2 separate regions of the Homo sapiens genome follow, and region 1 is linked to region 2. The links are chromatin contacts, found by Hi-C in ENCODE. All regions are on one chromosome and are shown on one strand. Each heading gives the region's core, a stretch centred on a gene start or an enhancer-like site at or near the end of the contact. The rest is flanking DNA. Distances are from core to core; before and after follow the strand shown. Region 1 has its middle 54 kb from the start of B3GNT2. Region 2 overlaps PUS10 (pseudouridine synthase 10).

Region 1 (6,187 bases), core at 590-3,089, 1.2 Mb after region 2:
AGCAGAGGATGATGTTGAGTATCTTAAATAGCTGACATCATGTCAAACTATTAATTGTTGAAGTTATTTTTTTACACCTGAGTGAACATTTAGAAAATAATATAAATAGAAATTAAAGGGAAATAAATGCTAAACCGATGTTAGAAAATACTGTTTTCTGAAGTGTACAGTAAGTATCTTTTTGTATGTTTTTTTTTCTTTTTAATTTATTTATTGAAATGGAGTCTCACTCTGTCACCCAGGCTGGAGTGCAGTGGCGCGATCTTGGCTCACTGCAACCTCCGCCCTTTGAGTTCAAGCGATTCTCCTGCCTCAGCCTCCTGAGTACCTGGGATCACAGGCACCTGCCACCGCACCCAGCTAATTTTTTTTTTACTTTTAGTAGAGACGGAGTTTCACCATCTTGGCCAGGCTAGTCTTGAACTCCTGACCTCATGATCCATCCGCCTCGGCCTCCCAAAGTGCTGGGATTACAGGTGTGAGCCACCATGCCCAGCCTTTTATTTATTTATTTATTTTTGAGAAGGAGTCTCACTCTGTCGCCCAGGGTGGAGTGCAGTGGTGCAATCTCTGCTCACTGCAACCTCTGCCTCCCAGGTTCAAGCGATTCTCCTGTGTCAGCCTCCCGAGTAGCTGGGATTACAGGCATGCGCCACCGCACCCAGCTAATTTTTATATTTTTAGTAGAGACGTGGTTTCACCATGTTGGCCAGGCTGGTCTCAAACTCCTGACCTTCGGTGATCCACCCACCTCGGCCTCCCAAAGTGCTGGGATGACAGGCATGAGCCGCTGCACCCAGCCTCAAAGTGTATAGTAAATATCTAAACAAATGAAAGGGACAAGATATAGAAGGAATCTTAGGATCAGCTGAGAGATAATTGAATACTTTCCTAAAAGAACACAATACTGGAAGGGATGGGGCTTTGTGGGACAATTGCTATTTTGAATTCTTAGGTGTCCAACTTTACAACCAAGGTTTACAAATATTTTAAATGGTGATTTAGTCAGCAGAAGGGAAGACTCAAATAGAACATAATTAGCTTAAGCTTACCTCTAGTTGTAGAGTATACAGGTTTTGACCTCAAAATTTGAAAAATCGCAATTTTTATCTAAGTGCAATCAAGTTTTCCTTATTTGGGGATGGCCATAATTGTCTCTCATGGCAACTCAACTGTATGCAACATTGAACCATCCTTTGTTGCAAAGGAACCTGCCTGGGCCTGCTTCCTGTTAGATAAATGGTCCCAACTGGCATAACTTACAAGTTTGGTACATAAACTATCTGATTACAATACTAACGCTATACGTGAGCAGGTAGTAAAATATGGGCATTTACATCATTTATTCACCAAGAACTGTAATTAGGCATTTTCTTTCTCTTTTATTATATTTTAAAATTTAATATAGAGACAGGGTCTCACGCTGTCCCCCAAGCTAGAGTGCAATGGTGCAACCATTATTCACTGCAGCCTGAACTCCTGGGCTCAAGTGATCTTCCCACCTCAGCACCACCACGCCTGTCTTGTTTCTGTTTTACATGCTCTTGGCTAGTTTCTGTTTCCCACTGGTGTTAGGGTTTTAACTTCTGTTGATTCACAGGATGCAGGTGGGGGAGAGATGGCAAGGGGGAAAATATGAATTTGATTACTCAAGTGGAACAAGGTGAAACCATTAGTTTAAAATAATTTTAGGCTGAAAAATTAAAATCATTAAATTATTTCCTTCATGCTGTTATTACACTGTTTTTGTATTAAAGAAGTAAGCATAAATATGAGGATTGTATATTATTTCTATTCTGGCTATTTTTAGAATCATGGCTAAGAATTGGCATGGATCTCAGAATGACTGATTTGGAGGCTTTAGCATCTGGTCAAAAATGAGGAAACATCTGGACAGACAGGGCAGAAGATTTGTACAAGGCCGTGGTCAGGAAGGAATTTCAGGTCTACTGTCTTCCATCTCTACATTCTACCTTTTAGACCCTTCAAAAGAATAAGTGCTTATTTCAAAAATCTGTGTCCTTGCTCATGTGTTTAAATAATGACAGTTCCTGTAGTGAGGATTTTTGTATGCAGATGTGACCTAAGACTAGGTCCAACGTCACTTACATCCTGCATCCATGTTAGACCTGTCTCTGTGCTTCAGGTTGCTGTCACTCTTTGTAGAGCCTGATGCTGTTTGTGATGACCTTGGCCTCACTTTCCACTCAGTGCCACCCTTCTCTGGGTGCAGTGTGCAAAATGAGTAAGTTGGCTGCCACATGGGGCTTCCAGGCTGTCCACAGTACCCAGATAGCCAGCACATTATTCTCATCCTAGCTGGACAACCATTGACCCAAGCTTGGGTCTCGGGTTCTTGGTGACAAGTTGTTATAAATGGAGAACCGATACCGGGGCACGGTGGCTCACGCCTATAATCCAAGCACTTTGGGAGGCTGAGGCGGGCGGATTGCTTGAACTCAGGAGTTCAAGGCCAGCCTGGGCAACATAGGGAGACCCTGTCTCTACTACTAATAAAAAAATTAGCCAGGCATGGTGGTGCATGCCTGTGATCCCAACTACTCAGGAGGCTGAACTTGGAGGTCGAGTCTGCAGTGAGGCTGTGTTTGTGCCACTGCACTCCATCCTAGGTGACAGAGCAAGACCCCCTCTCAGAAATTAAATAAATAAATAAAAATTTTTGAAATGGAGAACTGAGAAAAGGAACACTAATGCAGTTGTGTTCCCATGGAAGATAGTCAAACAAAGCTAAACATAGCTGGAGTAAGAGAACCAGTGGCTGCTAACAGACGTGGAACTGTGCAACTGAACTAACCCCAAGGCTTACTCCCTCCCTGGGGAGTTGAGGCCAGAAACATTTTCTGTAGCATCTGTGGCAGAGCTGTGGGGCCTTTCTGGCTCAACTGGGAAGGAAGGTGACGGCTGTTGTTCTTCAAGGAATCGCTTTCCTGCCTCCTGAAGGGAATCACCAGGGCCTAGATTCTGGAAAGGGAAGGGAAAGTGGAGAACACAAAAAGGAAACGTTTTCTTGTTCTCCCATGAGATTCATGTGCATGTCCCCAAGCAGATTGCCAGAGGAAATGAAGGTTCTTTAAAAATAATAAATAAATAAATTCTGGCCCAGCACAGTGGCTCACACTTGTAACCCAGCACTTTGGGAGGCTGAAGCAGGAGGACCACTTGAGCCCCGGAGTTAGAAACCAGCCTGGGCAACATAGCAAGACCCTGTCTCTACAAAAATGTTGAACAATTAGCTGGGTGTGGTGCACACAGCTGTAGTTCCAGCTACTCAGGAGGCTGAGATGGGAGGATTACTTGAGCCCAGGAGTTCAAGACCATCCTGGGCATGATGGTGAGACCTCATCTCAATTTAAAGAAAAAAAAAATCCCTCCCATGCCTGTAATTCCAGCACTTTGGGAGGCTGAAGTGGGTGAATTGTTTGAGCTCAGGAGTTCAAGACCAGTCTGGACAACATGGCAAAATCCTGTCTCTACAAAAAATTAGCGAGGCGTGATGGTGCACGCCTGTAGTCCCAGCTACTTGGGGAGCTGAGGTGGGAAGATCAATCGAGCCCAGGAGGTCAAGGCTGCAGTGAGCCGAGATCATGCCACTGCACTCCAGCCTGGGTGACCTTGTCTCAAAAAAAAAAACCCACCAAAATCCCTCCCTTAAAACAGAGTTCAGTGACGGTTGTCACTCTGTGCAAAAATGAACTTGCCCAGTGGGTTTATATTTACTATCAACCAATATCAGCCTATGAATAGCAGAAAAAGGCAAGTAAGGCCATGTAACATTTCATTTTTTCCTGGAGCCCCAGGCTGACCCTGGTTTGGCTGGCCAGGGTGGGACTAAAGGTGAGGCTCCAAATCATCTGGGTACAGGCGGACCACATAGACCAAGAAAGTGCCTTTCAAACTGCCACATTTGTAATCCTAGCTACTCAGGAGGCTGAGGCAGGAGGATCCTTGAGCCCAGGAGTTCAAGACCATCCTGGGCAACATATTGAGACCCCATCTTGAATGAATGAATGGTGCCTTTCCCCAGACTTCCTTTGAATTGAAAGAAAACAAGTCACTTCATAAGTTACTTTATGAACCATTAAAACTGGATACAGCCATTTGCTGGGTGGCGTACCACCGCTTCAAATATCACTTATAGGGAATTTAGGGAAAAATCTTTTCCCCTAATATCAGGAAGTTTAAAAATAAGTAACCAGATAATCTGGGGCCAGGAGCATGTAGTGGGAGAGTTATCAGGCCCACCCAGTTCCCTGAGACAGGTGGAAAAAACTGACCCTTCTCTTCATCAGTTCTTATAGATGTAATTTCAACAAATGGGAAAGGATAATGCAAAACCCTTCCTTGTCCCTGTACACATGGGGAAGAGTTGAACAAAATGCTAGGGGAATTTGGCTCTGAAGGTCCCTGAATAGCTTGAGAGCTCTCACTGGGGACCCATCCCTGGGAGAATCAACTTGCATCACCTTTGGGCAACCACCCCTGGAACCATAACAGAAGGGGCAAGACCAAGCAAGTCCCTATTGCCTTGAGTGAGTCCTGGAAGAAAGTGGTTACTGGGGTAACCACAGCCTGTGCCATTCTTTACAGCCCAAATGCCATCCCTAGTTTTGCACCTAGAAGTTTAGCCATTAATTGTGTTCATAGATTTAGGGGTCCATGTGCATGTTTGATACTTTAGGTATATTGTGTGATGCTGACATTTGGCATATGAATGATTCTGTCACCCGGGTAGTGAACATAGTACCCAGTAGTTAGTCTTTCAACCCCAGTAGTCCCTAGTAGCTATTATTGCCGTCTTTATGTCTATAAGAATCCACAGTTTAGCTCCCACTTGTAACATGTGGTATTTGGTTTTCTGTTCTTGCATTAATTTGCTTAGGATAATGGCCTCCAGCTGCATCCATGTCGCTGCAAAGGATACGATTTTATTCTCTTTTATGGCTGTGTGATTTTTTCCCCCCCAGCTATTCTGGGAGCTACTCTCTTTAGGGTACCTTCGCATATGTAGTACGTTTTTCTCCTGTTAATCTGTGTATTGTCAGTTGATTCACAGGCCACCGACCAATTGGACCTAAATTGGTAGAGAAGTTTTTTCTCCCAACAGTTTATATAAATTTAGTTTATTAATTTTAACTGCTGCATAGTGTTCCATTTAGAATAGGCTGGAGGTTTTTGTTTTTGAGTTTCCTATTATAAACCAAAAACAAAATTCTAATCTCCCCAACCAACTGAATGTACCCCCTCAGCCAAGGGGATCCCAAAAAAAACCTGAAAAAGTTCAGGCCATGACAGGAAGAGGGGTGGTTAGAAGTTCAGGCCATGACAGGAAGAGAGGGGGAAGGTCTCATTATATACCCTTCTCTTTTTGGAGTTTAGACCCAACTGACCAGCATTAACATTAAAACAGAGATTTTAAGACCGACAAAACAGACTCTTTGTAGCAATAAGATCAAATTCCAACCTGACTCTGATGTAACATCTCATGACAGACAGCAGGCCCGGAAGGAGATCAGAATATTTTACCCCAAAATATATTTCTTCGACATACTTTGAATGGCCCTGCAAAGCTGTCCCTTGTGGGGGAAATTTGCATTTTTTTAGAGAATCTCCTTCCTCTACTAGGTTTTTCCACAGAGTTTGACACCTTTTAGGTCAGATAAGAGACTGTCACATCTATTATCTCTGAAGCTTGTTCTTTGGAGGTTTCACCTACATGACAAAAACCTTGGCTTCCAAAACATTCCCCCCTTACCATAACTCAAGCTGACTTCAACTCTTCACTCAGAGCTTAACTCTTTGAACCAACTGCCAGTCAGGAAATCTCTCAATCCACCTGTGACCTAGAAACAGCCCCCAACTCCCACTTTGAGATGTCCCCCTATTCCAGGCCAAAACCAATGTATACCTTCCATGTATTGATTTATGTCTTTGCCCATAACTTCTGTCTCCCTAAAACCAAGCCGCAATCCCACCATCTTGGGCACATGTTCTCAGGACCTCCTGAGGCTGCAGCATGGGCCACGGTCCTTAACCTTGGCAAAGTAAACGTCTTAATCAATTGAGACCTGTCTCAGATGCTTTTTGGTTTACACTATCAATGAGTGGGTTTTTAGGTTGTCTTCAATTTTCCATTGCAAATAATGCTGCTGTGAACATCCTTGAACAT
Region 2 (6,115 bases), core at 3,167-5,666:
GAGTTGACTCTATATTTGCTTGCAGTTATTTATATGTTGCTTTGCATCAAGTCTGATGCTTTGCATCAAGGCAAAGATTCATTTCTAACCTTTTAAGGTCAATTAGGGCACCTGGTACCTTCATAAGTGTCTTAGATCATAAAGAAGTCTAAGGGAAAAAGAAAAAAAGAAATGCTTTGACTTCAATTTAAGACTATCAGAATTTAACATTTTAAAAGCTTAAAAAATCCTTCACTGGATTATTTAAAAAGAAGTTTTTTTGGCTAACCAAAACCCTGCCATATAATTAAGTAAAACTAGTAAAATCAGAGAATAAAATTAACAATGCTGTTGACCCAATACCTTTCCATCAATGGGAACACCCAGTTCCTCTGAAAACAGGGGGTGAGTTATCCATTTGTAGGCTTCTTTTAGCTGAACTATATCATCTCTTCCCAGCGACAGACTCTGCTTTCTGAATAACATAAAAATTAATTCACTGACATGAAAAACTTTACTTTTTCTATTAAAGGCAAGAATTTATGCAATTATTTTTAAAATATTGATTGAGTGCCTAGTATGTACCAGGCACTATTCTACACATTAAATAGAAAGCAGAGAACAAAGCAGACAAAAATTCCTCACCTCATGGACCTTATACTCTAGTGGAATCATGGAATTACTTTTTTTAATGGCATATAACACAATTTTTAAAGCTTCAAAGTCAAAAGCACACTATGGGTTTTTCTAAGCTAGAATTGCCAGATTCCAGGATTTATACATCAGAAGACAGAAAGATGGGATAGAGATGATTGGTTTACTGCTCACAAACTATAAAACTGTGTATTACAATAATCACATCCACATTTTAATGCTTGCTTTTCCCCTCTTGTTGAAAATGGGGCTTACTTTTGGGAAATCAACAAAGAAGCTGTACTTTTTAAAAAACTTTACTGCTGAAGAAGAAATATTAAATCCTAAAGTATCAATGTTCTGAAATGCTCATCAATGTATTATCAGATAAATAGCTGAATAAAAATTTGACATTCCCCCAAAATATACTCATGAGACAATAAATAGGTTTTGGGAAGTCCCTTTTATAAATTATAGCTTTAGTTTGTAACCTAAAATTGTGATAGAAAGGAACTTGAGATAAAAGGGATGAAAAACATGGTGTGGTATTATTAAAACTCCTCTACTCTGCTGAGAACACTGGGATATTACTAACAAACTAACAAGCCCACGTCATTCAAATAATTAAAACTTCAAACCAGCCTTATGGCGATTTATAGGGCTGCTTTTAATGAAAGAGATGTAAGGGCCAACTTATGCATCATCCCTTTTAATGCCCAATTTTCACTGATAGAAATTACTCCTTATAGGCAACATCCATTGTAATTTAAGACCAAAAGACACTACTAACCACAGGTTAAAAACAAAAAGTAATTAAGCTAATGGCTGAATTTAGTTGATCAGAAAAAAAAAAGAATATGCAGATCACTATTCCTCTAAAAATGCAAAATAAGAAATAGTTGATCCAAAAAAAAATAAAAAAAAGAAAGAAGTAGTTGATCTACCCATTCTGTATCCAGCTGAGAATATAACTTGTTACAGAGAGAGCTTTCATATGGTTTGGGATTGTGATTTAACATTGAAATACCCAGATAAACTCTACATCTGACAAATAATCAAATTATTTCTCTACATCCAAGAACTTATTCAAATACTGTGTGAGCTTCATAAACTGTTCCTAATTCTCTGAATATTAGAAAGATTTTAGGTATTTTAAAAGACTATCCTGATACTGTGTCAACAGTTCAACTATTTAATATTTGCACAAAATAGCATCACAGTTGAAAGTAAATAATATATGAAAATACATTTTAAAGAATAAACGTTGAAACAGAAAACACAAGAATGGAAACAATTTTTAAAACTGTTTACATTCTGGAAAGTCCAAAGGGTTGTTACAAAAGCGAATCCCAAAAATGAGTTAAAACATTATTTAAGAAAACCAGTGTTTTAAATCCTTCACAGTCTTTGAAATATATTTAGTGCATTTGAGTCCAGTTTAAAAACTTCAACCATAGGTATTTTTTCCCTCCAGATTATAGAGCCAGAGGAAAAGGTTAACAGACAGCTTGGAAACCTCATCCTTATATATAAAGCAAATATACTACTTAAAATGCCAGATTTCCAATCCTGAAAGTTAAATGCAGCTAATAAGTTTCCTAATACAATTTGGGCTAAATATCTTCACAGAGGTCCCTAGCATATACCTGATTGTCCTTTAGAGGGACTAGTACTCATTAAAGTAAATTCAGTCCCCATTTCATACTTAGTAACTACACTTCTCTTTCTCTTCTCTGTCAGATAAGTGCTTATGAGGGTGTCAGTTGCAATCACTTTTGCTGTAGATACAACACAACAACCATTCTAAAGAAAAGATGAACCAGAGTATGCAAGGCAATTAATTTTTTTTGTAAGTTCCCTAAATCAATTCTTTAACAGCAATTCCTCCACAATCTTTTCAACCCAGAATGAACTAGGGACACTGAGGGAAAAGAACAATGACCTGTGTTTTTTTCTGTTCCATTATCCCTATATCAGTCAGAATCTTTTGGAAGAACTAAACTTAGTTTAAAATCCTTTGATAAGAAATAAAAAGCCGGGAGCAGTGGCTCATGCCTGTAATCCCAGCACTTTGGGAGGCCGAGGCATGTGGATCACCTGAGGTCAGGAGTTAAGAGACCAGCGTGGCCAACATGGTGAAACCCTGTGTCTACTAAAAATACAAAAAAAATTAACCAGGCATGGTGGTGCATGCCTGTAATCCCAAGCTAGTTGGGAGGCTGAGGCAGGAGAATCACTTGAACCTGGGAGGCAGAGGTTGCAATTAGCCGAGATTGCACCACTGCCTGGGCAACAGGGGTGAAACTACGTTTAAAAAAAAAAACAAAACCCGAAATAAAAACAGTAACTCATTAGCAACATAGATATAAATTGAAAACATTTAGAAAAAAGCATGCTCTGACTATGCTAGCAAATTTCTAAAAACATAGGATCAAGTTTTATTACACCAGAATCTAAACCATTTGAGACTAATTTAATAAGATCTAACGAAACCCCCAAACCTTATGTAGTTATTACCCTTTTGAAAATGCAGATATATAACACAAAACAAACAAAAAAGCCAAATTAATTATTTTTCTATAAGTCACTTAACCAAGTATGAGATTCTAAAACAGAAATTTATGCTTCTTCCTGGATTTTTCTCTCCAGAGTACATAGGTACTGCCAACAGTCATATGGCCCTTTTTTTTACTGGTATGTTTTAGTTTCAAATGCCAAAATATTCTGGAGAATTAAAAAAAATTTTTAAATTCAGTTGGGAATCAAATCCTGATTTGAAGGAGGCGATTTAGAGACTTTATCAAACTTACTATGAATATTCATATGTTTTGTTGCAGAAATATTAATATGTTTGATTATGTAGTACCACCCCAGAGCCTGGGCGGGGGAGGGGACGGAAATGATATACATGATCTCTAACATCATATCACATTTTAAAAATCCAAAAATTTTATATTTCAAAACACTTTTGGCCTCCAAGTGTTTCAGATAAAGGATTGTGAATCTATGTTTTCTATGTCTTACCTATGTGTAAACTCACTGTTGTTCCACCAGTTATTTACTTTTTATCTTTTATGACATAGTTTTATAGTTTAGTTTCTAAGACCAATATAAAATTTATTTTTAGGCTGCATGCTGTGGCTCGTGCCTGTAATCCCACCACTTTGGGAGGCCGAGGCGGGTGAATCACCTGAGATCAGGAGTTCAAGACCAGCCTGGACAACATGGTGAAACCCCATCTCTACTAAAAATACAAAAATTAGCCAGGCATGGTGGCAGGCTCCTGTAATCCCAGTTACTTGGGAGGCTGAGGCAGGAGAATCGCTTGAACCAGCGAGGTGGAGGTTGCAGTGAGCTGAGATCACACCACTGCACTCCAGCCTGGGTGACAGAACAAGACTCCACCTCAAAAAAAAAAAATAATAATAATAAATAAAATTTATTTTTAAAAAATAACTGCCCAAACTACATTACATAAGTGCCTAATGCATATAAAACATGTATTTACATTCATATTAAAACACACAAAAAATGAACCTGCTTTAATAAACTACTAATATGCTATGCAAATAAACTAATGAAACAAGATTGATACCCTAAATGTATAGAATAAAAATTGGTTCTTTGTGCTAATTTCTCTAGTAGCTAGTGAATGCACTATAAAAATAGAGATTGTAGTAGTAAAAGTGCTTTAAGAACCAGGTAGCTTGTATTTGAATGGTAGTAAAAATTCCCTACCTAAATTACTTACCCCATTTCCTGTTTTACCAGCAACCATGCAGCATGCTGTAGGCAATTTAGTCACACCCAGAAAGAGAAAAGGGGGAAACATGTTCAGTGAAATTAAGTCTCAATATCATTACTGAAGTGCTTAACTATTTGCTAATCAAACTCCCCTTTTTAGGTGACGAGTTAGTATTCAAAAATTTACCAGTGACCTCAGTCTCATTTAAAATCAAAAATGAGGTAAGATTTTATTTTGCAATGGTGGTTTACTGTGGCCTAGGAATTCAGCCGGGGTATCCCCCTCCTCCTTACAGATTTCTATTTCTCATTAATGAGGTATGAGTGTTTCTTTTTCTTTCTTTCTTCTCTTTTTTTTTTTTTTTTTTTTTTTGAGACGGAGTCTCGCTCTGTCACCCAAGCTGGAGTGTACTGGCAGGATCTCAGCTCACTGCAACCTCTGCTTCCTAGGTTCAAGATATTCTTCTGCCTCAGTCTTCTGAGTAGCTGGTATTACAAATGCCTGCCACCACACTCGGCTAACTTGTGTTTTTAGTAGAGACGGGTTTTCACCATGTTGGCCAGGCTGGTCTCGAACTCCTGACATCAAGTGATCCGCCCACCTCGGCCTCCCAAAGTGCTGGGATTACAGGCGTGAGCCACCGCGCCCAGCCCGCATTTAATCTGGGCCAGGCGCGCTGGCTCACGCCTGTAATCCCAGCACTTTGGGAGGCCGAGGTGGGCGGATCACGACGTCAGGAGATCGAGACCATCCTGGCTAACACGGTGAAACCCCGTCTCTACTGAAAAAAAAAGTACAAAAAAATTAGCCGGGCGTGGAGGCGGGCGCCCGTAGTCCCAGCTACTTGAGAGGCTGAGGCAGGATAATGGCGTGAACCCGGGAGGCGGAGCTTGCAGTGAGCCGAGATCGCGCCACTGCCCTCCAGCCTGGGCGACAGAGCGAGACACCGTTTCAAGAAAAAAAAAAGAAAAAAAAGAAATGTATGCCAAATGCTTTGCATAGTAAGTGACTGACACTGAGATTTCTGTTTCCTGTTAGACTCCCACAGCTTTCACCTTAAAGAAAGGTAACGATATGTCCCCCACAGCACACAGCATTTTGTAAACATGACGGAAACATTGTATAAGTCAATAAATACCACATGTAGTCTGCTTCTACGTGTCACAAAAAAAGGCCAACGATTATCATTCACATCCACTTCAAGACACGGCTTAATTTATGGATATGCTGTGGTTCGTATGTAGACCTGTCCTTCTAAACTAACAGGACTTCCTTCGGATGACCAGTAGGGTACTCTATGGACTCCTAAAGACTGATGATCACTTGGAAAGATTAGCTGCATTAATTCTTTCAGACGTCAGCCAAGTAGAATAAATTAACCGCTAACTGGGCACAACCTGTTTCCAGTGATGGCAGTGTGGACCGTCCGGAGTAGCTGCTGCCATCAAGCCTGCTGCAGCCGGGAGGTGTGGGCGGTGGCGGCAGGAGGGGTTGTGGGAGCAGCAGTGGCGGCGGTGGGACCCCTGTGCTCCACATCCCCGAGGCAGCCAACTGTGCCACCTCTGCTCTCGCATGGCCGGCCAGGACCTGTTCTCAGGCCCAAAGCCTCCGTCCCGGCCTCAACCTCGCTCCCCATCACCATCTCAGGGGTCCACAAGCACCCGGCCAAAGGCACAGCCGGGACTCGTGGGGCCAGCCCTGAAAGTGTCGGGTTAATTTGCACGGGGTTGGCTGGGGCGGCCTCTGCTGTGGGGAAAA

The links. Hi-C counts contacts between places; a loop is a spot of excess contacts on that map. Pooled maps may share reads with other maps.
Region 1: a loop to region 2 is called in a map with no recorded cell type, with 5 times the contacts of the local background. The contact joins two enhancer-like sites. A Hi-C loop is called at or near these places in 2 of 37 single-sample maps with no recorded cell type and 2 of 50 pooled maps.

The regions. Positions count from the first base shown.
Region 1 is chr2:62,139,417-62,145,603 of GRCh38, forward strand. No RefSeq gene overlaps it. Among named protein-coding and RNA genes, the nearest start is that of B3GNT2, 54 kb to the right of the region's middle. RefSeq lists an enhancer at 2,650-2,739. Within about 2 kb of position 1,840, at least 3 of the 41 ENCODE cell types and tissues checked have a DNase peak (open chromatin) inside an H3K27ac peak, as active enhancers do.
Region 2 is chr2:60,967,160-60,973,274 of GRCh38, forward strand. It overlaps PUS10 (pseudouridine synthase 10), which reads right to left. Exons shown (of 18, transcript NM_144709.4): 5 at 4,364-4,398; 6 at 343-454. Among named protein-coding and RNA genes, the nearest start is that of PEX13, 48 kb to the right of the region's middle. Within about 2 kb of position 4,417, at least 4 of the 41 ENCODE cell types and tissues checked have a DNase peak (open chromatin) inside an H3K27ac peak, as active enhancers do.